4 separate regions of the Mus musculus genome follow, and all the other regions are linked to region 1. A link is a loop called in an ENCODE intact Hi-C map of the cell type or tissue named here. Cell type or tissue: heart. All regions are shown on one strand.

Evidence for each region. A loop is a pair of places that touch in the nucleus more often than their neighbours do. Peaks named below come from ENCODE experiments on the same cell type or tissue, not always from the same donor. Only the 100,000 strongest peaks of a DNase experiment are listed, where the experiment ranks them.
Region 2: a loop joins it to region 1, with 4 times the contacts of the local background. A loop is called at or near these places in 5 of 42 quality-filtered maps.
Region 3: it touches region 1 in a loop (1.9-fold over the local background); 5 of 42 quality-filtered maps call a loop at or near these places.
Region 4: it touches region 1 in a loop (11-fold over the local background); 4 of 42 quality-filtered maps call a loop at or near these places.

Annotation. Positions count from the first base shown.
Region 1 is chr3:98,009,331-98,017,330 of GRCm38, forward strand. Notch2 (notch 2) reads left to right here and starts at 4,208. Exons shown (of 34, transcript NM_010928.2): 1 at 4,208-4,441. The coding sequence starts at 4,369. In heart, no CTCF peak of the experiment used is centred here; DNase peaks (open chromatin) are centred at 4,121, 4,751 and 6,391; H3K4me3 peaks cover 2,300 bases; H3K27ac peaks cover 1,564 bases; H3K27me3 peaks cover 188 bases.
Region 2 is chr3:97,763,475-97,771,474 of GRCm38, forward strand. The region is part of intron 8 of Pde4dip (phosphodiesterase 4D interacting protein (myomegalin)); the gene reads right to left. Among named protein-coding and RNA genes, the nearest start is that of Gm46816, 20 kb to the left of the region's middle. In heart, a CTCF peak has its summit at 4,880; DNase peaks (open chromatin) are centred at 3,617 and 4,547; H3K4me3 peaks cover 2,481 bases; H3K27ac peaks cover 1,874 bases.
Region 3 is chr3:98,095,917-98,103,916 of GRCm38, forward strand. It overlaps Notch2 (notch 2), which reads left to right. Exons shown (of 34, transcript NM_010928.2): 6 at 2,180-2,413; 7 at 3,508-3,663; 8 at 4,284-4,472; 9 at 5,605-5,718; 10 at 6,410-6,523. Among named protein-coding and RNA genes, the nearest start is that of Adam30, 61 kb to the right of the region's middle. In heart, a CTCF peak has its summit at 3,560 (motif pointing right); DNase peaks (open chromatin) are centred at 1,265 and 5,801; H3K27ac peaks cover 560 bases.
Region 4 is chr3:98,220,571-98,228,570 of GRCm38, forward strand. Reg4 (regenerating islet-derived family, member 4) reads left to right here and starts at 1,586. Exons shown (of 6, transcript NM_026328.2): 1 at 1,586-1,632; 2 at 4,087-4,270. The coding sequence starts at 4,204. In heart, CTCF peaks have their summits at 3,859 (motif pointing left) and 6,862 (motif pointing right); DNase peaks (open chromatin) are centred at 3,391, 3,881 and 6,831; H3K27ac peaks cover 330 bases; H3K27me3 peaks cover 655 bases.

The sequences.
Region 1 (8,000 bases):
TGAAGCTATGGCTCACCAAGGATCTGCAGCTGCTCTGACTGGTTGTAGGACTCCCCCCAGCCCCGACCTCCAGGTGTCCCTGCCAATCTGGCTTAGAAGAAGGACTTGCTCTAATGAGGAACTATGTTCTTAGGAGAAGAGCCATCCCCAGTCTAGTTACAGTGCTCAGTCTATCTGGGGCTTAGCTTTGTAGGCAGGTTGGAGACTTCCACCTCTTCAGGCTCTGGTTCAGGGTTTGAGATGCTACCACAAGCCACTCTGGCAGCAGGAAAACAGATGCAGACAGTGATATTCAGGCTTCACCCAGGGAAGAGACCAGTTGCAAGAGTGCAAGGCCACACTTGTGAATCAGCCAGGCTACATCCGGCTCTTTCAAAAGGCCATAACTGCTGTAAGTCCCGAACACAGTTTCCCCTTAGAGCTATGCTGATTTCTTGCCTACTTTATCTCCTCTATCGAACCACCTTTCTCTTCCTTTTGCTAGCCTTTATCTAGGAATGGTGTCTTCCTGCCCCAAGGTATTGAGGCCATTGCTGATTCCTTGATGTTACTCTTGCTCTCTCCTTTGAGCAGTTGCTAATCCCAAAAGCCACGCCCACATGTCCAGCACTCCCACAGCTCCTGTTTAAGTTGCTGTCTCCCCAGTTCATGGACAAACTTTGATCTTCTTGATTATCTGCTTTCACAGACCCTGCCCTGTCCCTGTGGCAGAAGTAAGCCTCTAAACGCAATAAGTCCCTGCTCACCTGATTGGCTATTTCTTCATCTGATTGATCATTTAATTCTCTGACTTTTAGTTTACTTATCGGCCTCTTCCTGAAGCTTTCCCTTGATGATAGTTGGTCTGGTGCTGTGTATACAAATGCTATATTCTGTACCCTAAGAGCTGGTTGCCCCCCAACAAGAGAATTCTCACATACATCAGCCTTTGCTTGCTCCCCAATTTCAAGTTAATTGGTTAATAAAAGGCTACAACCTGTGATGGGCAGACAGAGAGGGAAAGGCAGGACTTGATGATCTAGTGAGAGGTTTCAGGAGAGACCAGGGGAAGGAGAAAGGAAAAGAGGGAGGGAGGAGAAGGTCACCTCGAGGCTGGATGAATCTTGAGCACAACAAGGAGAAATGGACCCTGAGAATAACCCAGGCAAGAACAAAATAGCAAGTGACAAGGGACATGTGGCTGGAACATAAATTATAATAGTTCCAAACTTGTCCAATTTAGGTTTACAGCTTGAAAATAAAATACCAGGATTTTGTATCTTTTATACTGGCTAGCTAGAATATGTAATTCACTTTACATTCCCTGACGAATTCCAGGCTGAACCTGTAACACTCTTGACTGGATTATAACGCTTTTTATGAGCACCTTCTTATTCTTTCTTTTATTTATAATATTTCTGCATTATTTATCTAGTGCTTACTAGAACACACACACAGTGAGTTTAACACTCCAACAATTCAACAGAAGTTTCACATCATGTAATACTTTCTATTCTTTAATGTACACAGGAACATGCACACGTGTACATACACACACACACACACACACACAGATGTATCTGCGGGTATGCATACATATATGTGCATGTGTATAGAAGCCAGAAGTTAAAGTTGGGTATTATTATCTGGACTGCCATCTCTTTTGAGACAAGGTCTCTCATTGGTCTAGAGTTCATCAATTATGTTAGATTGGTTGCCAACAAGCTCCAAGGGCCAGCTAGTCTCTGCCTCCTTAATACTTGGCTTTGGCTTTTTTTTTTTTTCTTGGTCAAGATTTTGTATGTGTGTGTCTGTCTGTCTGTCTCTGTGTATGGTGGGCATTGTGCACATATATGTGGGTGCCTGTGAAGCCAGAACTATTAGATCTCCTGGAACTGGAGTTATACGAGGTCACGGGCCACTTGACATGGGTGCTGGGAACCAAACTCTGGTTCTCTGGAAGAGCAGACTTAGCTTTTAACTGCTAAACCATTTTCCCCACCCCTCTGCCTGTTATGGTAGGGGAGAGCAAGCTCGGGTTAAACCCACTGGACTGTTTCCCCAGCCCTGAAGGTTATTGTCTTTAAAGCTGTCACCCTGAGGAACACAGCTACAGCCACTTCTGGAGCTGTGCCTCAGGGGTGAGCACCTTTACTCTCTTTTGTATGCATGTTGGTTGTGAGAAATCTGATCTTTGTAGGTCAATTTAAAGTTTGTATCGGCAACTCACGATTTACCCTCTTACGTGAGTAGAGATTAGACTGGTAACACCATGGGTGAACAAATGAAAGTTAATGTTATTACTCTTCTTTAAACACATGGCACAAGCAGAAATTGCCTAGTGATTTTCACTAACTATACTATTTTTAAATTTAAATTTGGTTTTATTTTATGTGTATGGGAGCTTTGCCTGCGTGTATCTCTGTCCATCATGTGCATGCCTGGTGCCTGTGGAGCCCAGGAGAGGGAAGTGGATCCCTTGGAACTGGAGTTGCGGATAGACGTGAAGCACCATGTGGGATGTGGGTGCTGGGGATTGAACCCAGGTTCTCTACAAGAACAGCAACCACTGAGCTATCTCTCTAGTCCTCAATTATGCTACTTTTTGAAAAGAGCTTCTAGGGTCCCAATGTGACCGTTTGCAGTAAGTACTAGCTTCTCTTTCCCAAGGTAATGTATATGTGTATGTGGTATATTATTATTTGTGTTTGGTATAAGGTATATGTGTGTGACATATGCTGTATGTGTGTGATATATGGTATATATGTATGATATATGCTGTATATGTGTATGTATATATTCATGTGTGTGGAGGTCAGAGGACATCAGATATCCTGTTCTATTACTCTCTAACTTATTCCCTGGTTGGGGGGGGGGGGATCTCTTACTGAACCTGGAACTGGGCTACCTGCTAATTAGCCCCAGAGATTCATTTAACTCTACTCCCTACAGCTGTTTGAGGCATGTGCATAGTCAAACCTGGCTTTCACTGTGAGTGTTGGAGATTTGAACTCAGGTCCCCGTGCTTGCACAGCAAGCACTCTTTCCCGCTGATCCATTTCCTCAGACTCTATAGTGCTTATTAAACTGCAGTTTTAATGTTCACACCCATTTGCACTTGCTGAACGGTATTCTGCATTCTAGGTCACCATCTACTAATTGATAGGCACTAGTGATGAAGGCCATGATCCTGGGCCATAAAGACTTCCCCGTGTAGTCAAGACAGAAATACAAACAGTCCTGTGTTACTTATGCAATTCCTCGTAGTTGCCAATTTCGTTCTACAAATGCATTTATTCCTAAGACAGATCACACCCTCCACTCTCCCACTTTGGAAATTGTTAGTGTAATAGCTTTATCTTTTAAAAACTATGCACACAAACGTCCATACAATGTTCAGTGTTGTTTGGAAACATTTATATGTAAATGGCATTCTTAGAGTCTCGCTCTGCGATTCGTGTTTTCATCATCATTTTGGTTTTACGGCTGACGTATATGAAGATGGTATTTTCAATTGTATTGCACTTATAATTATGCATTATTCATCTAGTCCCTAAGGGTGGGGCATTTAGGTTACTCTTCACTCGCAGCTATTAATAGGTTATAAAGAGTATTCCTGGTTCTTCTTTCTATTTTCTACACCTTTGACTAGAGTTTCAAGCTCCTGCTGTCTCTTGAAAGCCTCCCCTAAATTCTTCTAGACCCTAGAGCGGACGATTCCAGTGTCCCAAGCACCTTGCTACACGAAGTTCACTAAAAGAACCAAGGATGGGTGGGTGGATGGACGGATGAATGAACGAAATGCCCAGAGCATCTTAAGGAATGTCCTCTTAAGAGTACTTTGGCGCCTTTGCCCTCTGCCTTCCGTTGACAGTCTCGTTTTTGCTCTCCCTCATTCCTCTAACCAGCCAAGAAGTGTGTGGGTGGGTGTGTGGGGCATGAGGTCTGCCTCTCTCTACAAGTTCAGGACCCGGGTAAACCCTAGTGTTTGATGTTGGGCGCTTCAGCCGCCCCCCTTTCCGAGCTCATGGGCGGGCTCGGCGGTCGAGCGGGCGGAGTACGGGGTGCTGCTCACTCAGATCCCTCCGCGCGCAGAGGACCGGCGCTTCTTTCTGCGGGAAACCCCTGGGCGCGCGGCGGCGACGGGGGCGGAGCCTCGCGGTGGGAGGAGGCCGAGGCGGAAGGACACGCGGGCCGCCCAGCCGCGCGGCGCAGCCAGAAACTTTCAGCCAAACTTCGGGCGGCGGCCTGGCTGCGCGGAGTGCAGGGGCGGCGCAGCGGGAGCTCCAGGACTCAGCGAGCCGCGGGGGCAGGGTAGAGCACGCGAGAGCCGGGCTCCTGGTCGGGACCCGCTCCCCATGCGGATCTGCTCTGGCTGCGGCCCCGAAGATGCCCGCTCTGCGTCCCGCCGCGCTGCGGGCGCTGCTGTGGCTCTGGCTGTGCGGCGCGGGCCCCGCGCACGGTGAGTACCGGGCGCCCGGGAGACCATCCCTCTCTGTCTCTGCGCTACGGGGACTGCGTCTTCCAAACTGCCTCGTCCGGGCCTCGAGTCTTGGCAACGCGTAGCGTCCCGGGTTCCGCGTTAGCGGGGTCTCGGGCGAGCAGCTCGCGGGCCGAGGTGCGAGTGTGGTCGGGAGGGCGGCGGGGGCTTGCGGCGTTCCCAGCTTTTGACACCCGGATCGGTCGGTTTGTCCGGAGGAGGAGTTGGGCGTGGGGCTTAGGTCTTGGATAGGTGGAGGCAGCAGTGGGGGAACTGGTGTGGCAGCGTGCTGAGCCACATGATTGAAAATCTCAACTGCTGTTATTCTTTCCGAGGCGCGGAGCTCTGCTGCGGTTCCAGTGTGCGTCCAGCCCCAGGAATGTGGTGTGACGATCCCCAACTCCTCCAACCTGGCAGCAGCTTGCTGCTCTTTTGGCACCGTTGGGGGTGGGGCAGGGGCAGGCGAGGAAAAGTGGAGACGTTGCTTGATCCGAAGTGCTTGCTTAGAAAGGCTTGTTATGGTGGGATATTCCGTGCCCCCTCGCTAACTTGGTGGGAGCCAGGAAAGGAAATCGGATCATATTTTACCCACTCCACCCACATCTTTAGATTTTACATTTCTTTGGAATGTTGTATGGAAAGAACTTCGGCTTTGGAGTCCAGCTCTGTAATCCTGGATTCAAATCTTCTGTATTAACTCACCAATAAAATGGGGATGAAATTACCCAGCTAATAGGATTAATTAAAAGAATGTATATTAAACCCGTAGCACTTAAAAGATGTTCAGAAAAGTTGTTTCAGGGCAGGAGCAGCGGTTTGGTCTGTGCTTCCAATGGGGCTATGTCTTGTACTGGTTTGAAGTCTGTGCTTCCAGTGGGGCTATGTCTTGTACTGGTTCGAAGTCTGTGCTTCCAGTGGGGCTATGTCTTGTACTGGTTTGAAGTCTGTGCTTCCAGTGGGGCTATGTCTTGTACTGGTTTGAAGTCTGTGCTTCCAGTGGGGCTATGTCTTGTACTGGTTTGTTGAACTGGTAGGGTCCCCCTTTACTCAAGAACAATTAACTTTTACCAGAAAAACTCTAGTACATTTCCTCAGAGAAGGGATGAGTTTCAGAAAAGTATGGTCTTTGTTCATTGTAACAGGCAGCTGACATGCCAATCGCAGATGCTTTGAGGAAGACTCGATTATTTATCACCTGCAAACAGTGCTGGGCTGTCCAGCATCAACCAGATACTTTCTGGAAAATTAGAATGTCATACATTGCTGGGTCTGTAGGTTTTCAGAAGTGGACCAGGATTGAATTCAGGATTGAATGGTTCCCGAAAGTTTTCCTCAAAACTCAACGATGGCATTCTTGCCTTGCCCCTTTTCTTTGAGTGAAGCTGTTAGCCCTCAGTGTAGACTTAGTGTAAAGAGCTGTATGATTAGTGTGGTTTTTTTTCTGAGGATGAAAGTGCTTGGTCCCCCACGACTTGTTTTACATAGTAAAGTAACTTTAGTCTTCATGACCTGTGTCTTTTCCCATATGGAATAGGATTCAAAGCCTAACTATTTTTCTCTTGAGTACTTCGGGGACTAGTACGTAAAGTGACTCACAAGTGCTAACGCTGGCAACAGAGATGGGATGAGGCTGGCACACGGGCTTTCTCCCATGTTGAACCCCAGTGCGCTGAACTGATGCCCCCACTTCTGCTAATGCAGGCCCTCGCTGTCACCGATATCGGTTGGGGCGTCACACTGAGTGTCAGTCCAGCTCAAATGTAGGCATTTTGGGTTTTGGACAGGTGTTCTTTAGATGCTAAACTATTCTCATGAAAGAGATTAAAGAGCTAGTTGTTGTTGCAAATCTTAAATCTTCCCAGGGTCTAGCAGGGAAGCTTCCTAATCTATTATGGTGTATTTGCCAAGGTACCAATTATAACTCTCCCTCCCTAAGTTTTGAGTGTTCCCGTGTTTGGCTCGTGGCCAGTTGTTAATTTGAACATCACTGGTTCCTAAGGCAAGGAGCTGTCAACCCATCTGTGTGAGCTTCTGAACAATTCTCTGGACCACCCCTTACTCCCCTTACTTCTGGCTTGCTTTTGGCTCTGCGGTGGGAGTGACTCCCTGGTTTTGCTGTCACCTAGACACTTTCTCAGTTGAATCCCTACTATAAAAAGAACAAGTTTTTTTTTTTTTTCCTTTAGGGTGGAGATAAAATTCACCCTATAACTATTTCCCGTTTTTCTTTCTTGGAGGGAGGGGGGAGTGGTTGGTTGCAGAATCTCTTGTTTTATGGTGTTTGGCATCTCTTTTCTGCCTCCTCTGTGGATTTGTGTTGCCCAGAAGGGCAGCCTTGGCTCACCTGGCCTGTCACTGATTTCAGGACCTTTAAAGAATGTTTAAGCGCAGTGGGATATGCTTGGATGCTTGAGAGAAACCTTATAATACATTTTAAAAATATCACACCCACAGAAATTTTATTTTGCCCACAGAATTTGCATTGATGTAGTTCCCACTCTTCCATTCCTGGTGACCCTCCTCCCTGCCCCTTCCATGTCCTGGCTGCAGCAGACCTCCACTCAGCACCCTGGTGTCCTGACACAGGAGGCCTGAGAATCTGTATTATTATTTTTTTTAAATAAGGCTTACAAAAGATTTTGACAAATTGACCGAGTGGGACAATCACAGATTAATTCTGCCTTCAAGAGGTGTATGAGATCTTGCCTTTTAGATTTTAATAGTTTCCACAGTGAACCCAGCTTTAACCAGCCATTCCAGCAGTTAACCCTTTTGACTCTTAAAGAATTCAGAAATTGCTAACATGAAAGCTGTAGACTGTGATTGGATCCTTCTTGTGCACAACTGCTTCTAAAAAGGCTTCATGTGTGAGTGATACCTCTACCCCCTCTGCCACGGATTCTTCTTCAAATGTTATATATACATATAAATTTTGGATTCTTTATAAACTTTTCCAGGTGTGTGTGTGTGTGTGATTGTGTGTGTGTGTGTGTGTGTGTGTGCCCTCTAAGGCATGATCTGGATAGGAATGCATTCTTGTGCTGTATTTACAGACTGTATCTGTTTTCTTTCTTGATGTCTGTCCGGATGTCTCACTGATCTGTCCCCTCCACTCCTGAACTTTCTGGATCCTCCTGCTCCTGTCTTCTCTTGCTTTCCAAACACACCTTGAAAACAAGAATGTCCCCCGTCTGGCACTTTCCCTCTGCACCGGTCCACTGTATATGTAGTAATTGGGACAAGCCACTAAGCCGGGAGCCAGAAAACCAGAAATCTCCTCCAGCTCTGTTATTAATTGATTTGGTGACCTTGCAGGGGAGCCCATGGTTTGGTAGTTCACATTCTCATGGACTTTGTCACCAATCACAGGGCTGGTTGCAGAGTTGGGACTAGAATTTCTTTGTTTAAGGCCTCAGGTCCAGGGCCTTGTGTATCGTCCATACTGCTTCTGTCTTGTGTACAGATGGATTTGTGTACACAGAAACACATCCTTGAGTGCTTACTGTTAGTGTATGCTACAGGGAAAGAATTGTGCCTCTGC
Region 2 (8,000 bases), 250 kb before region 1:
ATGCACGCTTTATCAATCTGGAAAGGAAAGCAGAGCCCAGGCCCAGTGCCGCACAAGGCTAAAAAGCAGAGTTCTTACCTCTGATTAACAGCACTTTCCTGGCATGTTCCTTCCCTTACAATAGTGAGTCACAGATCTCAAACTGCTATCATTTCTATCCTGTTGTTAATCATCAGAGACAAACAAGAACCATCAGCTAGCATAAAATTAAAGGCCCAGCCTACAACTATTATCTAATGTCTACATTTTTCAAAGGGTCTGATCCGCCTAAATAAATGACTAAGGTATTAAATGGGACAAATTCACCATAGTCCCCAAACAGAAGACCTTGACATTGTAAGGTATGAGGCAAAGGTGTGCTCTTTGAATTCAGATACAAAGGAGTCTGGTAGCTCAGAGCTCTTTGTGAACTGCTGTTTACTAAGGGACCACACCCCCCTATCATAGCTTTTCTATCTCAGAGCTGGACAATAAAGAAGGAAATTATTACCCAGCAAGACCTCAAACCTTCCTGCAGATAACCTGAAGAGCCTGGGTCTTTGGGTCTTTCAAGCGTAAAGTCCACAGAAGGCAAATAAGTGATTTGCATATATCAGTAAGCAAGACAAATATACTGTTGCTGTTTACCTCAATATAAGGAAGGAGAAGCGGGCGTGGGGTTGGAAGAGAAGCAAAGCTCTCCGGAAGAATCTTCAGGCTGGTAGTTAATACACACACAAAGGGTTAAGTGGGAGATTAAACAAAAGAATCAAAATGACTAACAGAACGGTCCGCCAGGTTTCCTTCCTATTGCAGGATTTTTTTTTTGCTTTTAAGGCTCTTGTATCTACCAGCCAAAAAAGAAAACTACCCAAACCTCACATTTATTATTCTTTGTTCATGTGCTCAGAGAAACTGGTAAAAGCCGGTCTGCCCTTGTTTCACCTGGCTGTGGTTTGACCGAACACCATAACAGCCCTTAAGGAGATTAAAAATCAATCAGATTTAACCAATTAGATTAAGGTCCAGAATAAAATAGGTATTTGGTTCACACACTTTGAACACAGTATAACTATTTTCCCTTGCATCTGTAGTTATTGGAGAAAACATAGTAACTAAAACTCTTTCTTGGAGCTCAGGGCTGTTTTTCTCTCACCTCCCAATGCTGTACACTTCACACAGTAAAGAACGAAGTTATGTGACAACAGAGCGGTACTATCCCACTGATGTAAAGCTCTAACCTTCACAGTTACTGTAACAAAGGGACTTGATCTGAGGGTACAATTATCATGGTTTACACACTCATTCAGTTTTCTTTATGGAAACCCCGAAAATCCTCCTGGAATCCTTGGATACAGAAAGTGGGTTCTTGATTTAAAATAGGTTAAGGTGATACGCTTCAGGCAGTGCAATTAAATGTACAGAATGAAAAGGTCTTGGCAGAAACGGGTGAGGGAACTTTGGCTCAGCAAGCCTCTTATTTAAACAAACTTTCCAACACTCTTAATGAGGGCTGTTCTTGAAAATCCTTCCCAACTCCAAAGCTGGCTGATTCCAGGCAAATTACCAAAAGATTTTTTTAAATTAAATATGGAGTAAGGAAAATCTTGTTGTCCATGGAATCTTCAGGTCTTCAACTTGCTGCAGTATTAGCCACAATTGAGAGAAGAAAATATATTAGTTCCCCATGGTGACTAGCCTAGTTTCAGATATTAAATTGAGATTTATATAAGTGTTCAATTTATAGTATCTATGTATGGTTACAGAAACACTGTTTGAGCCAAACATATCAGTGGGGATCCATTGTAAAAAAAGAAGTACCCAAGTGCTGGGCATATACAATGCTTAACATTTCACACAAATGAAAGTACTGATTTTTTTTTTTTTTTTTTTTTTTTACTTTTTGATAACACTTTCATCTGTGCTGATTCTGATAATTTTGCATAAACTTTAAAAACATTTCTTGCACTTTCTGCTAAAGTTCTTATTGGTATACAAAGTTTACATGCAGCCTAAGTATGCCTCAAAAATCTCACTTAATTGTAATCTCAACTTCATTCATTACCAGACTGTAAGTTTCTGGACCCCTGTTGCCTGAGAACTAAGCTTCCCTAGTGACTTCTAGACTGTCCACCTTAGCAGTGAGTGGTACCTCTACAGAATCAACGTGCCAGGATATTTAACAAAGTTAACTGAATCTAGCATTTAGTGTTGCTTTAGAAATGAAGGAGTACCAGGTCCCGGTAAATAGCTGAACTTAAAAGGGTGCTGTGAAGTGAGTATTTCATTGAGTAGATGTGAACAACTTAAATTAAGTGAACTGCCATTCTCCAGTTATTAAGAAAGTCGAGAGTAGGTTGAGTGAATCCTTCCTTAACAAAGGAAGAAAAAGCTGTCTGTGCAGTTTTCAGCTTAACTTCATGAGTGACAACATTTGAATCGCTAAGTATTTTCCACGAACAAGTCACCATTAGCTCTGAGATGACCATTAATTATAACAAACACTGCCCAGATGTTCTTTCTAATGCTTTCCTGATGGGCTAATAGTTTCCACTCTATGTGCTAACCATTTTGAGGCATCTGAGGGATGAAAAGCTTAAAGCTCCAGGGTGAACTTGCCAGGAACCTAACTCTAACTCTCTTACTGAAAGGCAATGGAAGAATATCATTCACAAATCTAAAAACAAAAACCAGCAACAATCAAGGGGTGGTGTGGGAGGACAGTTTCCGATGCCAAAAGTAAGACTTCTTTCTGCAGAAAAAGAACCTTTATCTTTTGTTACATATAATTCTGACAATAGGAATTGTTAAACTGATACTGTTTAAAAGGCTTCTGAAAAGTAATTTATGTAAGTGTAAATCACATTTACTAAGGTGCATAAGCAAAAAGTATAGCTGAAATAAGCTCAACAATTAATTTTTTTCAAGCCTAGACCACTTACTATCCTGGAGCTAAACAAACCATGGGAAACCTGTGGACGGCTCATGAGAAAAGCACTATAGGTAGCCATTGTGTATACCTGGAACCCGATCGGCAAATACTCATCACAGAGATCATCCCACAGCTCCTGTCCGTCTGAAATCTCCCAAGGATAGCTCACAGGCGTCCTGTAAAGGGGTTTCAAAGGCCTGTTAAGGAAACTGGAACTAACTCCGTTTGTCAGGATATGGCCAGGCTTGGCTCCAGGTAGGATGGATTTCACTGGAATAGGAAGCTTGCTCCCTCTGGGACTCTGAATGGGCTTATAATCAAGACCTTTAATCATGCTAAGAGCTAGCTCCAGTTTGTGGTTACACAAATGCTGTGGAGCCTGTTCGTCAGAACAGTAGTCACACTTTACAAGTTCTTTCGCACTTCTCTCCGTTTCCTCGTCTTTCTGTTGTGGAGGACTAGCCTGGACACTAGCATCCAGAGACTCCACGGAGGAACCTGGTGTCCCTTCCTCCATGCTTTCTCCATCCGGGGGTACTTTTGTGCTTGCTAAGTCTGGTGGCCCAACCTCTGACAATGCCGGTTCTTCAGTGCAAATGCTGGTAGACCACCTGCTAGAGGGGGCATAAGAAATACTTCGGGCCACTTTTCGAGGCACCTTACAAATGGCTTCATAGTCGGAATCCGCAACCCGCAGAGCTGCACAACCGCGACATCTCCTGGGTCGGTTTCCGGGCCCTTCGGAAGCATGACAGCTGTGTGAGTCGTTAATCTGATCCTCATTTTCTACCCAACACTCAAATCCCGAATAGGCAAAGTCTTCTTGGAGCAGCGCAGCGTACCTCATATCTGGCAAGCCGGAAATGTCTACTGTCCCACTCCCCGCCTTGTTCTCCTCGCCAGAGTCATCATTATTCTTCCGATACATACTGGCAATGCAGAACTTGAGGCGATCCTTTTCCAGGAGCAGCTTCTGTAAGCGCTCAAGAGAAAGGGCTTCGATCCTGGCAATGACAGTATCGAATCGATAGATGCGATCGAGCATGAAAGCGCACTTGCTACAAGCAAACTCGGCTTTGCCATCACGAGAGACATCTTTGCCTAGGACGTGCGAAAGCAGAACCTGGAGGTTGAGCTTGGACGCGGTATGAAAGATCCAACGCCGCTGGTTTCCACACAGCTCCCGGGCACAGATCCTGCAAATCTCTTTCATCTTCACTCCTGGAGGGTGCGGAACTTCTCTGGAGCGGCCAAAGCTGCGGGTTGCTCACCGGCTCTGGGATGCGGTCCTCTTCCCACCTTGATGGTCTGGGGCTGGCATGGCCCAGTCCCAGGTCCTCACTGGGCAGGGGCACACCTCAGCGTGCGCAGACTCTGGGTACCACAAGACCAGCCCCGCCCCTCGGGCAGGGGGCGGGCGCGGGCGCAACACCGATTGGGATGCTGAGTGACAGGGTACGAGCTGCGCGAGGTCGCTGCCAGGGCCCCCACAGCTGTCTCTCCCGCGGGCTGCCTCGTCCTCCACGTCCTCCGGGGCGGGCAGTCTAGGCTCTGGGACAGTAAAGTCGGCTCAGAGCTGACGCAAAGCCCGGGAGATGAAGCATCAGATTTCAAGATGGCGCCGGGATAGGCGGTCTCCCCAAGCCTCCTCTGGGAGATGTAGTCCGACCGCTGCGGCTCCGCGCATGCGGGCTGGCGAGTACCTCCCCTCGCCTCCAATCCATTCTCGCCTGCTAGCCCGGTAAAGCGGACTTTGCTCGGAGGGGGAGAATGCAAAGTGAGATATAAGGCCAACGCCTGGCTGGTTTACTCTGATAAGATCTCACCAAATACACTCCCCAATCCTTTCAGGGAATCTCTCTCCTCTGCTGGATGCCTTGAGGCTCCTCCCAGAGGAGAAAGCCCAGTCCCCTCCCTGTCTGTCTACGGTCAGTGCCACGTACACTGGATGTGGCCTGGCGGTGCCACTAGGTACCGCTGCGCCACCGCCTTCTGACGCCGCCCCACCTCCTCTCCTAACTCTGACTCTGGGGTCAGAAGTTCCCAAGCTGCAGATATGTTTGGGGAGAACCTGATAAGTAGAGGAGGCAGGTTGAAAGAGTTTGCCGACACCAAACTAAGGTTGGACCTTACTTACTACTGGATTGATACAAGAAAGGAGACTAGTGTTTCTATCAATGTCACGTGATGTGTGGATAAGCAGGCCTAGGTGTTTTGTCCTTTTCTGAAAGTGGGAAATGGACCTGTATAATGCAGGCACCTGAGAGTCCAGTAAACACCAGGTGACTGGATCTGATCAAGATTTTAAAGCTAACAAGAGAATGGGCTTTGTCAAGCTTCAGGCCTCCTGAGAGAGTATCACGAATTCTCTTTCAGGTTCTGGTAGACAACTTCTGTTGGAAATGGAAGAAGGGAGACAGACACTTCTTTGAAAGTGTTTTCAATTCAAGTACTTCAGAATTAGGGCTGGAAATTCACTGGCATAGTTAGTACCTGGTTTTACTATTATACAACTAAGTCTTCCGATCCTTTCCTATAGAACTTCACCCACATAAGAGAACCTGGAGCAGCAACTGGATGAGATGCAGGTATCACAAACTGTTGCCAGTAAGAAATTCACTTCCTGGCTTTAGAGGCAAGTACCAGAGGAGGAACAGCATCTCCAGGAATCCCTTGAACTTCCTCCAGGGCAGGAACTCTGGGTCCCTAACTAATGACTTTTAGATTCAAAAACTGTGGGGCTAGGGCTATCGTGATCGTTCTAATCACCTAAACAAAATCCTGTAGCTTTGTATGCCAAATAGCTTTGCATATATAATTTCATCTAAAGACACAGATTCCGATCCTCTAAGCCAGACCATAAAATGGGACTCCAAGTAAAAACCGCTGCGTTTTTTTTAAATCCTTAAATGATGTGAGCTTGAAAGTCAAAAGAAACTGAGCATCTGTCTTTGAAATCTACAACAGTCTATTAAAGACAGAGTTTCTGAACTCACTATGACAGATGGACAGGCAGAGAGCACCCTACTTCCTCCTACATAAACTACTCCAAAATTACCCTGAAAAATCGATAGTGAGCTTTCACAGCAGAGCCAGCCTTCGCATGATCATTGGTGTTTAAAATAACTTGATCCTAGTCAAAAGATTGTGCTGCCTCGATAACAAAGCTTGAAGCTTAAATGAAATTTAAAAGAAACATTACAATAAGCTTAACATTTTATGACCCTTATCATCATCTTCATCACAGTTTGTAGTTAACAGTAGCTCCTTTAAGAAAGGAAACAAAATGGGGTAGAAGGAACAAGATGAAGATATTTTATTCTCTATGCTATGAACCATTTGAATTTAGGCCAAGAACTATTCAGGTCTCACCTTTAATTTTTATTTCATAGAATTTAAAAAAATTTAGATTTAAAATATTGTAAATGAATGTTTTACCTGCATATATGTATGTGCACTACAAGTGTGTGTGTGTGCTGGCTGCCCCAGGAGTTCAGAAGAGGGAGTTGGTTTCCCGGAACAACAGTTCCAAATGGTTATGAGCACCATATGGGTTCTGGGAGCTCAACCCAGGTCCTTGCAAAAGCAGTAAGTAGTTGAGTCACCTCTCTAGCCCTAATCTTTAAATGTAAGAAAGATCCCACAGGTAAAACCAAAGGCTGTGTCAATTTAACATCTCAGGTTCTGCTTAGACCTAAGCCATAAAGCTTGACACTGAAGGGAAATGCTGGTTAGCTTGCATGATGTACATACAATATGGGCGACTTAATATGAACAAAGGTTCAACTAGGGATGTATAAATTAATAATAATGGTTATATCTTGGAGAGTAAAATGGATATTTATGTTCATTTTCCATCATTTGGATTCTATAGTTCTTTTTTAACAATAAATATACAACACTTTGTGATTTAAAGAATACTTCTTTAAAGCAAGGTAGGATGCCAGGCTTGGTGGCACATACCTTTAATCCCAGCACTCAGAAGGCAGAGACAGGCAGATCTCTGTGGACTTGAGTCTACATTTCAAGTTCTAGGTCAGTCAGGGCTACATAGAGAGATCCTGTCTTAAACAAAGTAAGATAAACATGTTTTTACATAGTTGTGCAACACTGTCCAGCAAAGAAAAAGAATTGGCTCTGATGTGTGCTTCATACATGAATCTCAAAAACATGGTAATGAAAAAAGCCATATACAAACAAAACATTTTGTGTAAAATGTAATTGTTTCAATCATTTGAAGTAAAAAAAAAATAGGAAAAATACATCTATTGTGGTGGAGGTTAGAAACAATTTCAGGATTAAAGGGTGAAAATTTAATTTCAAAGAAAAATGTGTTGACTAGTTTTATGTCAACTTGGTACAATCTAGAGTTATCAGAGAGGAGGGATCCTCAAGAGAAAATGCCTCCTTAAGATCTGGCCATAGGCAAGCCTGTGGGCTGTGACTCTATGGAGGTCAAATGACTCTTTCACAGGGATCACCCAAGGCCATCAGAAAACACAAATATTTACATTATGATTTGTAAAGGCAGCAAAATTACAGTTTTGGAGTAGCAACAAAAATAATTTTATGGTTGGAGCTCACCACAACATGAGGCATTGTAGTAAAGTGTTGCCACATTAGGAAGGTTGAGAACCACTGCTGTAGGGCATGTTCTTAGTGATTCATGGGGGAGGGCCTATTTATGGGTGGTGTCATCCCTGGGCTGGTGATCCTGGGTTGGAAGAATGGGGGATAGACTTGAACTAGCATGAGGGGTCACGGACACCACAAGAAGACCTACAGAGTCCACTAGCCTCAGCCCATGGGGGCTCACAGAGATGAAACAGAGCATGCAGGGGCTGGATCTAGGCCCCCTACACATTTGTAGCATCTGCAGCTTGGTCTTCATGTGGGTGCCCTAACCATTGGAGGGGAGACTGTCTCTTGATTCTGTTGCCTGCCATTGGATCTCTTCCCCTAACTGGACTGCCTGGTTGGACCTCAGTGGAGGAGATGCACTTAATCCTGCTACTACTTGATGTCCCAGGGTAGGGTGGTACCCAAGGGAGTCTTCCCCTTCTCTAAGAAGAAAAGAAGGGGGTAGTGG
Region 3 (8,000 bases), 87 kb after region 1:
GAGCCAGTAGTCTTAGTGCTGTGATGATAGTCTACTTTGCTCTACACTTTACCATTTCCCTGCAGACCAGCCTTAGCCAGTCAGTCCTGTGGCAGGGTGGTTTCAGTCCAATAATGGAAAGAGACACAGTGATGTAACTTGGATTGGATGCCATCCTGCATCCAGCAGTAGGGCTAGATCATGGTAGTCATATGCATTCTCTCAGAGGCCCTGCAAGTGAAGCAAGGGGAGGAACAGGAAGGTCTCTTAGGGGAGACCCCAAACATCCACATCTATCCTGTCAGGCAAGGTAATGGCCTCTGCTGCAACGACACAGAAGCCCCAGACAGATTGTTTGCAGCGAGGGAGCAGGAGAAGAATATGTAACTAAGCAAGTGACAGTTATATTGCTTCTATAGTAGAGAGGCTGAAGGCCAAACCAGGCTGAAGTGTGGGTGGTCAGACTCATTTAGCACAAGCATGAAGGGAAGCGGCCACAGCTGGGCACAGTATGGGCCTTCTGTAGATATATGACTTAGGAGGTATTCCGGGGACTGTGGGGAGCTTTAGTATTTTTTAATTCATTAAAATTAATCTAATAAATTAATAAATTAGCTTTGGAGACAGGGTTTCTCTGTGTAATAGCCCTGGCTGTCCTGGGCTCGCTTTGTGGACCAGGCTGGCCTCAAACTCCCAGAAATCTGCCTGCCTCTGCCTCCCAAGTGGTGGAATTAAAGGCCTGTGCCACCAGGACCAACTGGCTTTAGTATTTTTAAAATTCAAGCAGTCTATGCTTTTTTTTTCATAAGTAGATTCCTAATCAGAATGCCCCTTCAATTGATCATTGACGGTTTATTTATTTACTTACAAAGGGGGAATGAATGACTTTTTGTTGTTGTTTGGTTTTAGAATTTGTTATGGTTTAGAGAATTTAGATAGTCTAATTTTAATAGCCTTTGAAGAAAAAGCTGGTTTTAAAATAGTTCCAAGAAGACCTGCTTATTAATTTGTTTATAATCCAGGTGGTCTGAGACCAAACTGCTTTTGTGGATCATGAACTCCTTGTTGTAAGGAGCACAAAACATCCCCTCTTTCTGTGCCCAGGACCCTTCCAGCAGTTCAGTCCCCATGGTAGCCAGCACTCATAGCTCATCTGTAGGAGCACATACCCAGCAGTGGTCCTTCAGTGCTCTGTCGGACGACACAGTGGGCCTCACTCAGCTCCTGTGGCATTGGGTGGACCGTGCCCCTGGGGTGAGACACTTGGGTGAACTGTGCCCCTTGGGTGAGACACTTGGGTGGACTGTGCCCCTGGGGTGAGACACCTGGGTGGACCGTGCCCCTGGGGTGAAACATCTGGGTGGACCGTGCCCCTGGGGTGAGACACTTGGGTGGACCGTGTCCCTGGGGTGAGACGCTGTGCTCCATTTTCATTCTTTGTGGCTTTTTCTTTCACATCTGTACTTTATGGAGGCTTTTGTTTATTCTTGCTCATCCACACTTTTAAAATTGTTATAGTCTGTTTTGGGAGAATTCATGAGAGATACCGGGGACCCTTTCCTAGTGGTCTTTGCTATGTGAGGTGTGTGTACCGTGTGGAAGCCAGGGCACTGACACAAGCACCATCCATGTCTCTCCTTGCTCTGTCCACTTTCAATTGCTTACCTGCTTGCATTCTTTCCTTCCTCTCTCCTTTCCTTCTTCCTTCCTTCCCTCCCTCCTTCCTTCTTTCCTCTCTTTTTATGTGTATGTTTGCATGTATGTCTGTGCACCACATGTAAACCCTCAGAGGCCAGCCAGAAGAGGGCATCAGACTCCCTGGAACTGAGTTACACACAGCTGTGAAGTGGGTGCTGGGATCAAACCCTGGTCTCTCAGAGAGCGCAGTGAGTGCTCTGAATGCCTGAGCAGCCTCTCTAGCCCTACTTTTCTATTTCTTGGCCCAAGAAATTGGCTAAGACAAGGCACCTACAGAGTTTGGCTAGTTGGATAGGTTTTCATGTTGCCAGAGCTTCGAGAAAGGCCATTTCTGTTCTGATAAGTGTTATTTGGATAACTCAGGGTCACCTTAAATTTCATAAGAGGACACAGATTGCTGTAGGTACCATTTACATCAGGCTCAGGCAGCTCAGTGAAGGGCTGTTAGGGTGCCAGTCATTTATGACCTAAGGGTCCTAACCCAGCATCTTTCCCCCCACAGGGCAGTTCTGCACAGAAGATGTGGACGAGTGTCTGTTGCAGCCCAACGCTTGTCAGAATGGAGGCACCTGCACCAACCGAAACGGAGGCTATGGCTGCGTGTGTGTGAACGGCTGGAGCGGAGATGACTGCAGCGAGAATATCGATGACTGTGCCTATGCTTCCTGCACGCCAGGGTCCACCTGCATTGACCGCGTGGCCTCCTTCTCCTGCCTGTGTCCGGAGGGAAAGGCGGGTAAGACCAACAGCACAGCTGAGCTAGAGGTGGCGGAGGCCGGAGTGTGCACACTCTGGCCTTCTCTTCCCTGTGGCACCTCTGAGGACCATTCTGGAATGCAGTCTGGTAGTAAAGGGCAGTCATCTTCCCTAGACATTCTGTTCCAGTAGAATTCCCCAAGACTCTGGCCGGAGAAATCCAGACTAGATGGCCAATCCGTGGACTCAGGGAGACAGTTTAAATGAAATACCCATTTATTCAGAAGAGTGTGCCTCTAGGAGTCTCTTAGGAAGAACTCTTTAGAGGGCACAGGTCACCTTGTTTTCTGGACAGCATCTAGTTTTAGGAGTGGCGGAGCACTGCAGGCAAACCCACTAGAAGAAGATAGCTCAGTCAAGAAACCTGTACCTGGCAGTCTTGAGACATCCTTGTGTTTCTGCCTTTCCCAAAGCCACACCTCTAGCTTTGTGGAAGAAGTCTTGGCCAATTGCAGACTGGAAAATCCGGTTCCCACCAGAACTCTGCAGAGCAGGGAGCCTGATGCCTCCCTGCTTGGCTTCCTCATGCCTGGGCACTTGGCAGGTCCCCACCCCCCTCCCCCTGGCACCTGATCCAGGAATGTGCTGATGTGATTCCTTGGGTGCTGGAGAACAGACAGGTGGTGCTCAGCTCTGAGGCTCGTGAGATGCCAGCGAGCCGTGCTCACTAGGGAGTGTGACACTGGAGAAGGAAGATGCTGGGTCAAACTCTGGAAGCACGGAGTATTTGACACATACTTACATGAACACTTACCAGAAATCCAGATTTAACTGGACACCTGCAATTTTTGTTTGCTAATGCTGGTACTCTCCACAGGATAGCTCCATTTTCCCGTGTTCCTCCACAAATACATGCCCGGCCCTGAGAGCTCTGGCCCAGAGTGCTCACCTATGCCCAGGTTGTCAGCGGCAGCTGAGGGCTGTGGCATGTCCCTAGTGTAGAATCAGGTGAAGGCAATGTTGCCTCTGGGTCTTAATTGGTTTGTTTGGTTCTGCTTTTGACAAGAAAAAGCATTTCTCTAAGAGAGATTTTGTGTGTGTGTGTGTGTTTTCTCTCGCTCTACCCTGAGACAGGTCTCCTGTGCCATCTGGATGATGCCTGTATCAGCAACCCTTGTCACAAGGGGGCGCTGTGTGACACCAACCCCCTGAACGGGCAGTACATTTGCACCTGCCCACAGGGCTACAAGGGCGCTGACTGCACAGAAGACGTGGATGAGTGTGCTATGGGTGAGTGTCTGGCATCTCTTCTAGACTTGGAGGTGTGTCGTGTCGGCTCAGAAAGTGCTGCAGCGGGAGTGTTCTGTACGTTAGCGACTGCTACACCCAAACCTGAATTTCTGTTTCCTGTTCTACACACGTAATTTACAATCAACCTTTACTGTACATGCATTCTGGGAATTCAGTGCAACGGCAAGTCTAGACTTGATTATTAATAGACGCTCCTGAGCTGGGATGATGGCTCAGCTGTTAATTATGTACTACGTTTGTAGAGGATCCAAGTTCAATTCCTAGCACCCACATCAGGCAGCTCACAATTCCGTGCAACTCCAGCTCCAGGGAATATGACCTCATTTTCTGGTTTCAGACATATATACATGCACATAGCTAAAAATAAATAAATAAAATGAATATAAAGTCCTACCTCAGTAAGAGTTTAAAAAAACAGCACACATTTGGAGACCACTCTTGTCATTTCTTCTTATAAGTTAACAAATAAACCTGAAAACAGAGTGATCTTGTTTAAAGTGGGGCCTTGGGTTGTAGATTCCTGACTGCCCTGTGTTATCTGTCTTTGTGGGAACTCTGGCAAGCGCTCGGTCCTGGTAACTGGTTCTTATGTGTTACAGCCAACAGTAACCCTTGTGAGCATGCAGGAAAGTGTGTGAATACAGATGGCGCCTTCCACTGTGAGTGTCTGAAGGGCTACGCAGGGCCTCGCTGTGAGATGGACATCAACGAGTGTCATTCAGACCCCTGCCAGAACGACGCCACCTGCCTGGATAAGATCGGAGGCTTCACCTGTCTGTGCATGCCAGGTAAGGAGGGCTGGTCAGCTGCTGACAGGACTCACTGACTCCATGCACTGAGCCAGCGCGGGGTTCCCCAGCTGACTAAGAGAGCTGAGCCCGGGACCCCTGCAAGCCCCATGATTGCAGAGAAAGTAGGAGACAACTGGGGTGGTCAGAGCAGAGCAGACCAAGTCAGACAGGAGCTCCACCTCAGGCTCCAGCTTCACACAGTGGGAAGCCTCCGGAGCCGTTTCCCACCGGAACCCTCTAAACATGGAGTGTCCTGATGCTCTGAAGGATCCCGTGTGCCATCCCATCTCACTTACAGAGCTAGTCGTTAGCCACACTTAATGCAGGCATCTGCTGCTTACCCAGAATGAGCCCCTAGCTCAGTTGTGTTCTGGAGCGACTCCTCAGTGGACAAAAACAGAACGACGACGTGACAGCACAGGTCAGCTGTTCTGTTAATGACTGAAGCCAGCGCTATAGCCTCGGCAGGAGCTCCCCCTAGTCCTGACCGGCACCCCAAGTTGCACCACTTCAGTTGGTCTTAGGAAGGCAGTGGGGAAGGGGTCCAGAAACTAGAAGTTATCCAAAATGTGGGAGTCTTGGTTTGCATGCTGTGTCCTGGGGTGTACCCTTGCATTGGCCTTTTTTCTTGTCGCTGTGGTGATGTACCTGACAGAACGAATTAAAGTCCCACAGGCAAGTCAGTCCATCGTGGCAGAGGAAGACATGGGGCAGGGCATGTGGCTGCAGCTCCTCATATTTTGGTGGGTTGGGAAGCAGAGATAACAGAAACAAAAGCAAAGCTATTGTCCTAAGGTCCCATTGCCAGTCTACCATCTAGGCCCCGTCTCTCTCCCACAGCTGTCCTCGCCGCCACCAGCTGGGACTGGGTGTTCAAGCACACGAGCCTGGGAGGGGATTTCACACCTGTACCATACCAACCCTGCCTCTTCCTCACATTGGCAAAAATGTCTTACGGCATCTATGTTTTGTCCACTACAGCGACTACTCTATCATAGTGAAGACTCGCTTTCTTTGGAGAGCTGCTCATGCTTGCGGAGGTTTTTAGCTCTCTCTGCACATTTTTGCTTCCTTGGCTGGAATGCCCCTTTATTTCTGTCTGAACCGCATGTGTGGTCCATTTGTGCAGGTTTCAAAGGTGTGCATTGTGAGCTGGAGGTAAATGAATGCCAGAGCAACCCGTGTGTGAACAACGGGCAGTGTGTGGACAAAGTCAACCGCTTCCAGTGTCTGTGTCCCCCTGGTAAGCGCCTGCCACCTGCCCCTGTGCTCTCCAAAACCCCAAGCCAGCCAACCACAGGAAGGGGAGGGGGAGCGAGTGCGTGTGGGCCGAGCATGAGGAAGTCATTAAAGTGGCTACTTGGGAAGAGACTTTGTGTATGCTGAGGTGGGGAACTGTTTCAGCCAGCATGTCTTCCAAGACTTTTGTGGCCTGAAGTCCAAGTCTGTTCTCGAACGGCCCCTGACCTCCCTGTCTGTGTGTATATTTCAGAGTGCTCACACCTCACAGAAGCGCAGGATTTTATTTTTTCCTCATGAGTCATATTCCTAAATCCCAAGACATTTTATTCCATTAAGTCCAGGCCGGCACCACACATCAGATTTTTTTCCAAGGTCCTGTGCCTCTGCTGATGTTGAAGGCCTGCCAGCTGTCTGCTGTGGACGGTGGCTTTTCTACTTAATCTCCAAAGAGAAGATCCTTTCAGTCTGGGGATACAGTTACTGGTTTGAGACTCCATCTTCAGTAGTGTCTCAGTTCCTCTTGCTTTCCCTGGAGATGGACCTGAGAGTCAGGGGTAGAACCCCAGTACCTCTGACCTCCGAGCTTTGCCTTGGTGACCCCTTGGCATACACTCTGCCAGTGATTCAACCACTGTTTCAGTAAAGGAAGATGGGTCAGTCTCTGATATGTGTCACCTCGGTGCCTCTTCCAGGCTTCACAGGACCAGTGTGCCAGATCGACATTGATGACTGCTCCAGTACTCCCTGCCTGAATGGGGCCAAGTGCATCGATCACCCGAATGGCTATGAATGCCAGTGTGCCACAGGTAAGTGTCAGCCCCTCCCATCCCTTTGAGGCCCCTCTGTGGGCAAGGCGACTGTCTTCCCCTAGCTGCTCGGAGGTAGAGCATAAAGGGTGCTGCCCTCCTCTAACAGCCAGGGGCTGGCTCATGCTTTCGCTGCAGACCTCCTACTGCTGCAGACCTCCTGCTGCTCTTACAGTCCTTACCTGTAGCCCCTGGCTCATTGTCACCACACAGTAGTTCTGCCCACATGTTCAGCTGGTGTCTGTGTGTTTATGGAAAGGGTTTGGGCAGCAGTGAGCTTCTAGCTTGCTTCCCTGGTACCTTGGGAATAGGAGAATTCTAGAAGAAAGCTGTTCTTCACTGAGGCTCTCTACAGGGTCTCTGTGTCTCTGAGTCCAACCTTTGTGCAGTGTAGATACAGATGTCCTTGAGAGTTGGCTGTGTCTCTCTAGGAAGGTGCTCCCTGCATGATCTGATTCTGTATTCTGAGAAACTTTGGTAACACATTTCTGGGTCTTGGACCATATTTCTCACATGGGAATGGGCTTTATTGAGCTGAATGACTACAGCACACTTGCTGTGCAGATGCATGGCTCATCAATATGGAGAAAGCCTTAAACTATTCAAAAAGGAAACCTCTTCCTTATGTGATTCTGAGATAGAAGCTATAGGGAGAGAGGGCTGGAGCAAGAGCATTTGCTGCTCACGCAGAGGACCTGGGCTTGGTTCTCAGCACCCACATAGCAGGTTCCAACCATCTGTAACTCCAGTCTCAGGGAATCTGACACCCTCTTGTGGCCTCTGTGGGCATCACACACACACACACACACACACACACACACACACACAGAGTTCGCATGCATACATATAGGCAGGCAGACTCTCAAAGTCATGAGTAATGTCAGAGCATAAGTTAGAAACAGGTTTTTAGCATGTAGGCCTTGTGCCTCTGATTTCTCTCAGGTCTCAGGAAAGCACACTCTGTTCCCATAGTGGTGCAGAGCTGATGTCTGTTGTAGGTGTGGACTCTGCTGAGCTGCCTTTTCCTCGTAGGAACGTTGCCTCCTGTTGGAGATGCTCCAGACGTTTCTAGCCTGCTTCTGTGGAGCGTGACTTCACAGCAGTGAGGTTTAAGTCCTAGATCTCATGTTTAAGGGACAGGAGGGTGCTGAGGTGCTCAGTGGGTACTAACACCTGCCGCACACCCCTAAAAACATGAATTCGACTCCCAGACCTCGGGGAGCAAGGAGGGAACCTACTCCCAAAAGTTGTCCCCTGACTTCAACATGTACACACCCACACCACCCATTTGAAAAATAATAATTTAAAAAATAAGTTTAAACAATAAAAGGGAGGAAAGACCTCCTTGGACCCTTTTTAGGAAGAGGTGGGACATGGATCAAGTTACACCTCAGTTGTGGGATGCTTACTTCTCTCATTGTCTTTCAGAGAGTCACAAGTGGATCATTCATTTTATTTAATGAATACCTATTTAGAA
Region 4 (8,000 bases), 210 kb after region 1:
AAGGGAAAAGGTGTTGTGTATTAAACTAGGTAAGATCACCTAGCAATGCCCTCCTTCATATACAGATTAGGGGCCTGTGACTCCAAGGGGTTCAACACATTCCCCGTGCTTTATAGTGAGAGAGGAACAGAACTCAAACCTCAACCAGCCACTGCCAGGAGCCAGACCACCTGCCTCTCTCTCTCTCTCTCTCTCTCTCTCTCTCTCTCTCTCTCTCTCGGGTATGTGGTGTTGGGGGAGGTAAGCTGGGAAGACATTGGTTTCTCAGGCCCTAGCATAAATTTACACAAAGGTGGGAAAGATCCAATGACAGAGGCAGAGTAGCATCTAGAAAACAACACTAGGCTTGGAGCAGGGAGCCATAACTTCCCTTGTTAACCACACTAGGCACAGCACTTCTCCGGAGTAAGACCCAAGCATCTGCATGGCCGCCTTCAGGCACAAGGGACCTTACAGAGCCATTTCTATAATGTACGATGAGCAACGTCCGACGCCCAGAACACAAATCAATCCCTTACCCTCTGCACAGACAAGCAAACCTTGATGTCCTTTCTAAATAGCTCGTTTTTTTCAAATGGTTGTGAATTCAGCAAGCAAACCTAGATTAGACTGAGGCCAGGGTTCTCTGAATACCACTGACAAGCCTTGAGAACCAGGCAGGTCACTGCTGTCTTGGAATTGGATTTCTTTTATTTTCTTTTGTTAAGGCTTTTTCCCCGAGGTTTTTATTATGTGTAGGTATGTGTGTCTATGTGTGGGTGCAGTTGAGCACAGATGACTTGTGGGAACCAGAGGTGTCAGATCCTCTGGAGCTAGAGTTACAGATGGTTGTGAGCTACCTGGTGTGGGTGCTAAGCACTGATCCAGGTCTCTGGAAGAGCAGCCAGGTGTTCCTGGTCTAGTCGGTGGGCTTCTTAACTGTGCATGGGAGAAGCCTGCCCTAGGTTGCCCACAGGGCTTTGGTTAGCATCTTGTTTGATGGTCTAAGAAAGAATTTGCTGTTAACTATTCTATCAGTGTAAGCTACTTGGACACATTTGCCTGTGTTAAAACATGACTTCTGTACCTTCAGTTCCATAGGATAAAGACAACCGGAAGGGTTCCAAGGACCTTGGTGCAGGCTGGGAGGTGGGAATGAGCACTTTGGGGACAAGAGTCCTGTTTGGTCATCAGGTGTGACCCAAAGTCAAGTCTTTTCTGCAAGGATAGAAATCTAACGTCGTTCCAGAGAGGGAAGGACGTTAGGTCATCTACAACACGAAGAGATAAAAACGAGAGGAAGAGCAGAACCAGGCTCCATTAAGGGAAGAGATGGACAGCAAACGGCAGTTTGCCGACTACAGGATACTGTGGATTTTAATAACGTGGACATGAAAGAAGATTTTGTTTGCTCACAGGGAGGGGTCCTGCTCTTGCTTTAACAAAGCTCAATGTGTGTCCATTTTAAAGTTATCACCTGAACAGCTTTTTTTTTTTTTAACTATAGATAAGGTTAATTATTGGTAAACACTATTGCTTCATGACTTCAACAGATTACATCTTGAGACAAGAAGGTATAAGAGCTGCAGGACTCTAACGTAGGCCCACTCAAGCTGAAGAAGGCAGGGTTCTCGGAGTGTTGCTTCCAATCAGGTAATCTTCGCCGTAGCAGGGACAGGGGGCTTTCTGTGAACGCCTGTTATTCTCTGCTAGCTACCCAGTGGGTCAGAAACGACAAATCACAGCGTCATCGCTCCTGCTGGGGAGTTTGTTACAGTAATGTTTGATTTAAATTGTTAATTTTTACAAAATCATCATTATTAATGGATGTGCGGGGATGCACCCTTGCGTGCATGCGTGCGTGCGTGCGTGGCGAGCTTTGTGGAGTCAGTGCACTGTGAGCACTGTGAGCTCATCTTCACGTGGGTCCCAGGGATGGAACTCAGGTAAGTCATCCGGCTTGCACAGCAAGCCCCTTTACCTTCTGAGCCCTTTGCTTAGCCCTGGGTTCTGTGTTTTCTTGCTGCTCTGTTGAAAGAGAGTTAGTTGGCTTTGGCGTCCAGCAGTAGTGGGTTCCGTGGTGGTGTGAAACTGGTCGCTGTGAAACTTAGGGACCGTCACAGAAGAATCTCTCTCAATGGATGTCAGTTTGTTTGACCCTAAAGCGGTTCTGTTACTGACACTTGTCAGTGCAGTCTGATTGTGGAGGTCAAACGAGATGTTAGGGCCTCACCAGATGTTTAAGACTCATTCAGAGTAAGGGAAGAAATGCGGACCTCCTTCCTCCAGTCAGTCAGGCCTATAGTTGAGCCGCGCCATTGGCATTTCAAAGGACTTTGAAATCCCAGGGTACATTTGAAAGAACTCCTCAGCAAAAATAAATAAATAAATAAGTCAAGGTTCATATGATAATTTAAAAAACAATAAAAAAGCAAAGAAAAAGAAGGGGTGCCCCCTCTGTGAATGTCAGACCAAAGTGCTCACAGGGCTGCAGATTAGAGTTTCCAGAAGTCTCCATTTTAGTTACATCGGCCCTCCTAAGCCATCAATTATTTGATATTTTATTATTATTCTTTTATCATAAAGCATTGTTAAATAAGAACTCAATGAATTCTTCATTTATCATAGTTTTGTTTTTTGGAGATTTTTTGTTTGTTTTGTTTTTTGAAAACAACTATTGCTTAGAATTGTAGGAAAGCATAATTAAGAATGGAAGGGTGTGTGGGTGACTACACTAACCTAATACCACAGTGGTGGTTAATGTTTCTCATAGAAATTCCAAAGATTATAAAGGAGAGCATGCATAGGACAAAGGCATTTTAAAAACCTGAACATGACTTCTGTGAAGAGATCCAGCGAGGCCCAGAGCTCAGCACTTGGCAAAGGGGCAGGGACTACTTCGAGGAAGCAAACAGAAGTGGAGCTTTTGGGTGTCATGTTGAACCCCTACAGCTGTTGTTTGTCCCCCTTCAGAGTGGAAAAAAAATCATAAATGAGAGAAAATATGAACTGAGATACACTGTTAGTAACTTCACTAGGAGGTATAAATATACAAAAAGCAGTCTCACAAATCATCAAAAAGAAAAAATCCAACATGTAGAAAAATGTACGAAGCTATGAACTGATAAATCACAAACGAAATGTTAAAAAGTGTATCATTTTTATTTATATAATTTACAAGTAGATAAAAATTATATCACTTATGCTCCATTTTGTTGGTAGCTTTTAAATAGGGGCAAAAATGTCTTTTTAAATACCAAACTGAGTAAAAAGCACTTTCTGACAAACTTTAGCATCATGGAGTAGGAGGGCAGCAGTCTTGAGTTCCCACGAAGGAGTGAGCAGGCAAGCCTGCCAGGAGACAGCGGCCTTCCTCTGCAAACGCAGCAGAACACGTGGGTTCACACCAAACAGAAGAGAAAGCAGGCAAAGAGCCTGGCTGCAAGAACGTTCTTTGTAGCCGGCTTGGTACCAGGCAGGGTGACTCTAGGCTCTGCAGGCTCTTGCCCAAACTGCTTGTCTCTGGGAGATGAATCACTTCTTATCTCCTGGTCTGTGTTGATGTTTTAATGACTTATAAGTTTTTTGATAATGAAAGAGGAGACCAGCAAAGATTCTTTTTTTTTTTCCTTTTCTTTGTTTTAAGTGATGTAACCAAGGTTTAAGAGTCAGAGCTGGTGACATGAGCTAATGACTCCCAGTCCCTCTAAACCCAATGCTTTCTTATCTGTAACTGTATTGGAGCCATCTGTTTACCTTCAACATTAAAAAAAAAAAAAAAAAATCCCAGTGTTGGAATCCCTTTCTTTCATTTACTGGACTTGAGGAGGCCTAGTATCCCCTGTGAGAAAACGTGCCCAGGTCGCCCTCTGCTGACTGTCCTGGAGACAACTCGGGAACTCTGGGTAGTTCAGGAACTGCTCAACACTTCTGCCCCTGTCCTTAGGACTCTGGCATTGGTCCAGAGGGCTTGCAGGGAAAAATAAAATTCCACAATGTCTGCAATCCCTACATTAAACTTGAGATTATCTTCATTGTAAAATGCTAATCTACCTGACAGTATTTTGACGTGGTAGCTAAATCCCAGCATCTTTCTCACTGCTCCAGATTGCAGGTCTAGGAGAATCCAGAAAAAAGAGAAGAAAAGAAAAGAAAAAAACTGGAACGGGCTCTGAGGGCCTTGAAATCAAAGCATTGAAGTATCATCTCCATCGAAAGAGGAAGATGGCTTCCAAAGGCGTGCGGCTACTCTTACTGCTGAGCTGGGTAGCTGGCCCCGAAGTCCTGAGCGGTAAGTTCAGTCAGTTATTGGAAGGCAGCCACAGGTAGTAAGTACACAGTGCACATAGTATGCCATCCACTCACCTGCCCAGGCATTCCAGGAAAGCATATCAAGATGAGAATGCAAAATCAGGTGGCCGTCAGAGAAGAGCCAGTCTGAGACGGTTGGAAGCCACCCTTAAGTCAAGGGTTGCAGAATAAAGATTTTGAGTTTGTTGTGAGCGATAGAGAGCCTGTTTCAAGAAGCCAACAGGCCTCAGGCTGTCTGTAGCTCATAGCTATAATCACAATGTCCAACCATTTATGCACTGTTCTCGTGTTTGAGCATATTACAAAGTCCTGTTTACCAGGGACCTGCAAAGCTAGTTAGAGAGATGACTATTGTACACTCATAGCACAAGGACAGGGAGCGTGCCAGGGACACTGTGGAATCTGCAGCAGAGAAAGGAGGATGAAGAAGGTTTGAGTGTGTTGAGGAGAACCACCACGGACTATCCGGGATGGAAAGAGATGCAATGTGGGGTCCTCTGATATAAATGCTCCGTTGAATCTGAGAATGACAAAAGTCACACTGATGCCCAGCTCCTAGCTTGGTCATCTCCCACAGTACCCCACAACCTCACTGGGAGTTGGAGGAGGCAGGACCTCTGAGAAACAAGAGTTGCTTGTTTGAGCATTAGTTCTGTCGAGGGAAGAGGCCACTAAAAAGATCTGCTGAGGCCTAGAAGTTCTCGAATGGACTTTGCCAAGGGGATGAATGAATGCAAGGAAGTGTGGGGAGAGGTGGAGCTTTTGGGGCATCGGTTGAAGGCTGTGTTTTTGCCGTGGCCTACCCTCCACGTGGCCTTGTATGATACTCTGCCCCTGACTCCACACTTGTCTCAGCTACCAGCTCTCTGTGTCTGATTTCTCAGGACCCAGGGAATTCAGCCACTGCCCCTGCACCCTGCAAGAATGCAGAGAACACTGGAAACTGTCCCCAGTCCCTGCTGCCTTACAGCCGTGTCTGTATGCTCCTTGGGGGCTGCCCTGACCTCTGGCTTCCTTTAAGAGCTTGACACTGACCCTGGCTATCTTCTGGAGAATGAGATAAGACTTCCCAACCTCTTCCCAGGACTTCACTAATCTCCTTGGGTCTCTCCCCAGGAGGAGACTAGAGCCAAAACATATAGCACGGGTCCTTCCATGGCTCTTTTCCAGACAGATCTTCCTCCCAGCTGTAGAAAACCTTTTTGTTTATTGCTGCATTCATGAGAACTGTGCTTAGGACAGATCCCATATATATATATTTGCACAAAAGCTTGTGGAAAAAAAAAGTCTAATCTTGCATTTAAAGTAGATGTGGAGAGCTTAGAAACTGATTTTTTTTCTTTCAACGGAGGCTGATGGCCAACATCATAGCTCTGTTGTCTGAGCAATGGCTCCTTGCCCTGGCCTGTGGGGCTCAATGAAGAGAAACAGAGAGACATTTAGACACAATGAAAACTGCACTGGCTAATATTTTTCAGAAATACTCCACCTTGTTATCATAACAATGGTGCTGGTTTCTCACAGCTACAATTCTAGCTGAGTCTGGTTCTGCATGTCTGGAATTTTGGCTACTCAGGAGAACAGTGCAGCATGACCTCAGAGCCCTGACCTGCCTGGGCGACACAGAGTTCAAGGCCAGTCTTGGAAGCTTAAACAGGCTCTGCTTCAGGTTTAAAAGAGAAAAGAAGAGAAAAGAAAAGAAAAGGAAAGGAAAAGGAAAAGAAAAGAAGCCTAGGGCTAGCCTGTAGATCTACAGCTCTGTGGCAGGACTTTCCCACCATGCACCAGACCAGTCCCCAGTATCACACAAGAAAGCTATAGTTCTAACCAGCTGTCATTTATTTAGCAATTATTTTGTGCTAGGCGGCGTGCTAACCACTGTGTTTGCATTAGGTATGCATTATCCCACCAGCTCTCCAGGCAACCCTGTGGGGAAAGTGTACATCAGTTCACTGTGCAGACAAGAAGTCAGAGTTGTACGAAGGTTAGGAGATTAGAAAGACCACTAAAGATAGAGAGCCTGGTGCGAGGACCTGTCTCTTGTCACCCCATGTGCAGCAATGAGGAGACTTGGCACCTGTGGCAGAGATGTGAAAAGACTCTAGGCTGCTGAGAACGCAGCGGCTCCTCAGAAGTCCCACTCCACTCCTGTCTCGTGGCCTTAACAGGTTTTCTTGTCCGTACCACGAGTGCCCATTCCCATCTGTCTGAGACAGTCTGGCTATTAAGTAGGACAGCCCGAATAAATATGAGTGGCTTGCAGGTTTTTGTTTTTTAAACATAGCTTGAGCATGACTAAGCCGGCTAGAGTCCCAACTCAGAGCCACACTGTCTAGACCATAGCTTCTCTTTTTCTTATTTGCTGTGGGAGTGTGAGGCGCAACAACTTCTTTCTGCCTCGTTTCCTCATCTGGGACGTGGTGGCAATATCAGGAACTATATAATGGGGGTGAGGGTGGGTTCTAGAGTATAAACTGCCCAGAGAAGGACCTGGTACCAAGGAATGCTGGGTAAACCCGAGGCACAACGGCGCATGGCCTCAGTTGGAAGCATTTCTAAGTGTTCCCACCAGGGGGCGCATGTCGGTAGCTGCAACAATGCAAGGCTAAGGTGAGAAAGAACGATGGAGAAAAGCAGAGGGGAGGAAAGAATCGAGGAGGAGCGCACAAAGGCACGGAGAAAAACAAAAGAGATAGGCGAATTGAAAATACGCCATGGGCTGAGGTCTTGGGTTGAATAAAAAAGAAAAAAATAAGTTGAATGTCAATATCTATCTGACTGTGGCTGCTGACCGGATACAACATGACCGCCACCGCTACCTCTTGCTCCTGCAGCGTTGCCCTTCCTGCTTTGAAGGATCGAATCCCGCCAAGCTACAAACCAAATAAACCCCTTTCTCCTCCAGCTGCATTTGTCAGGTATCTGGTCACAGCTGTGAGAAAAAGATGACCAATACGCGTTCCTTCCCATTTGTTAGCTCAGTGATTATCCTTCACTCACAGATCTGCTCACACACACAATAGAGCTAAATCTGTAAGAGCCTCGTGCTCCAGATCAGCTGGCACTGGTGCCTGGGAGATTGTAGCTAGAGAGGGCAAGAAGATGGAGCCAAGAAAGCACTTCAGTGCTAAGGAGCTGGCAGCAAGGCTCAGTTGGTAGAAGGTGTGCCTAGCTTGCATGAAAACCTGGCTTTGACCCTCCACTGTTTTGTAAAATCAAATGATGGCAATGCCTATACTCTCAGCACAAGGAGCCACAGGCAGGAGAGTCAGAGGTTCAAAGTCATCCTCAGCTACTTTGTGAGTTCAAGGCCAGTCTGGGCTGCATGAGACTTTGTTTCAAAGGAAAGAAAAGGGAGGGGGGAAAGAGAGAGATGGAGGGGGGAGTTGACAGGGAGGGAGGAAGAAAGAGAGAGAAGGGAGAAGAGAGAAGGGAGAGGGGAAAAGGGGAGAGGTAGATAGATAGAAAGAAAGGAAGAAAGGAAGAAAGAAAGAAAGAAAGAAAGAAAGAAAGGAAGGAAGGAAGGAAGGAAGAACACTAAGGAGCAGGGAACCTGTCTGAAATCAGTGTGAAAGCCCTGGAGATTTACAGGGAGCAAATGAAACAGAACAAAGAGTGCCACGCAGTCATCTGACTGGGAAAAGGTCAACACACTTAAACAGCTCTAGTCTGCCCACATCACCGTGGAAGACCTTTGCAGTGGTCTAGAG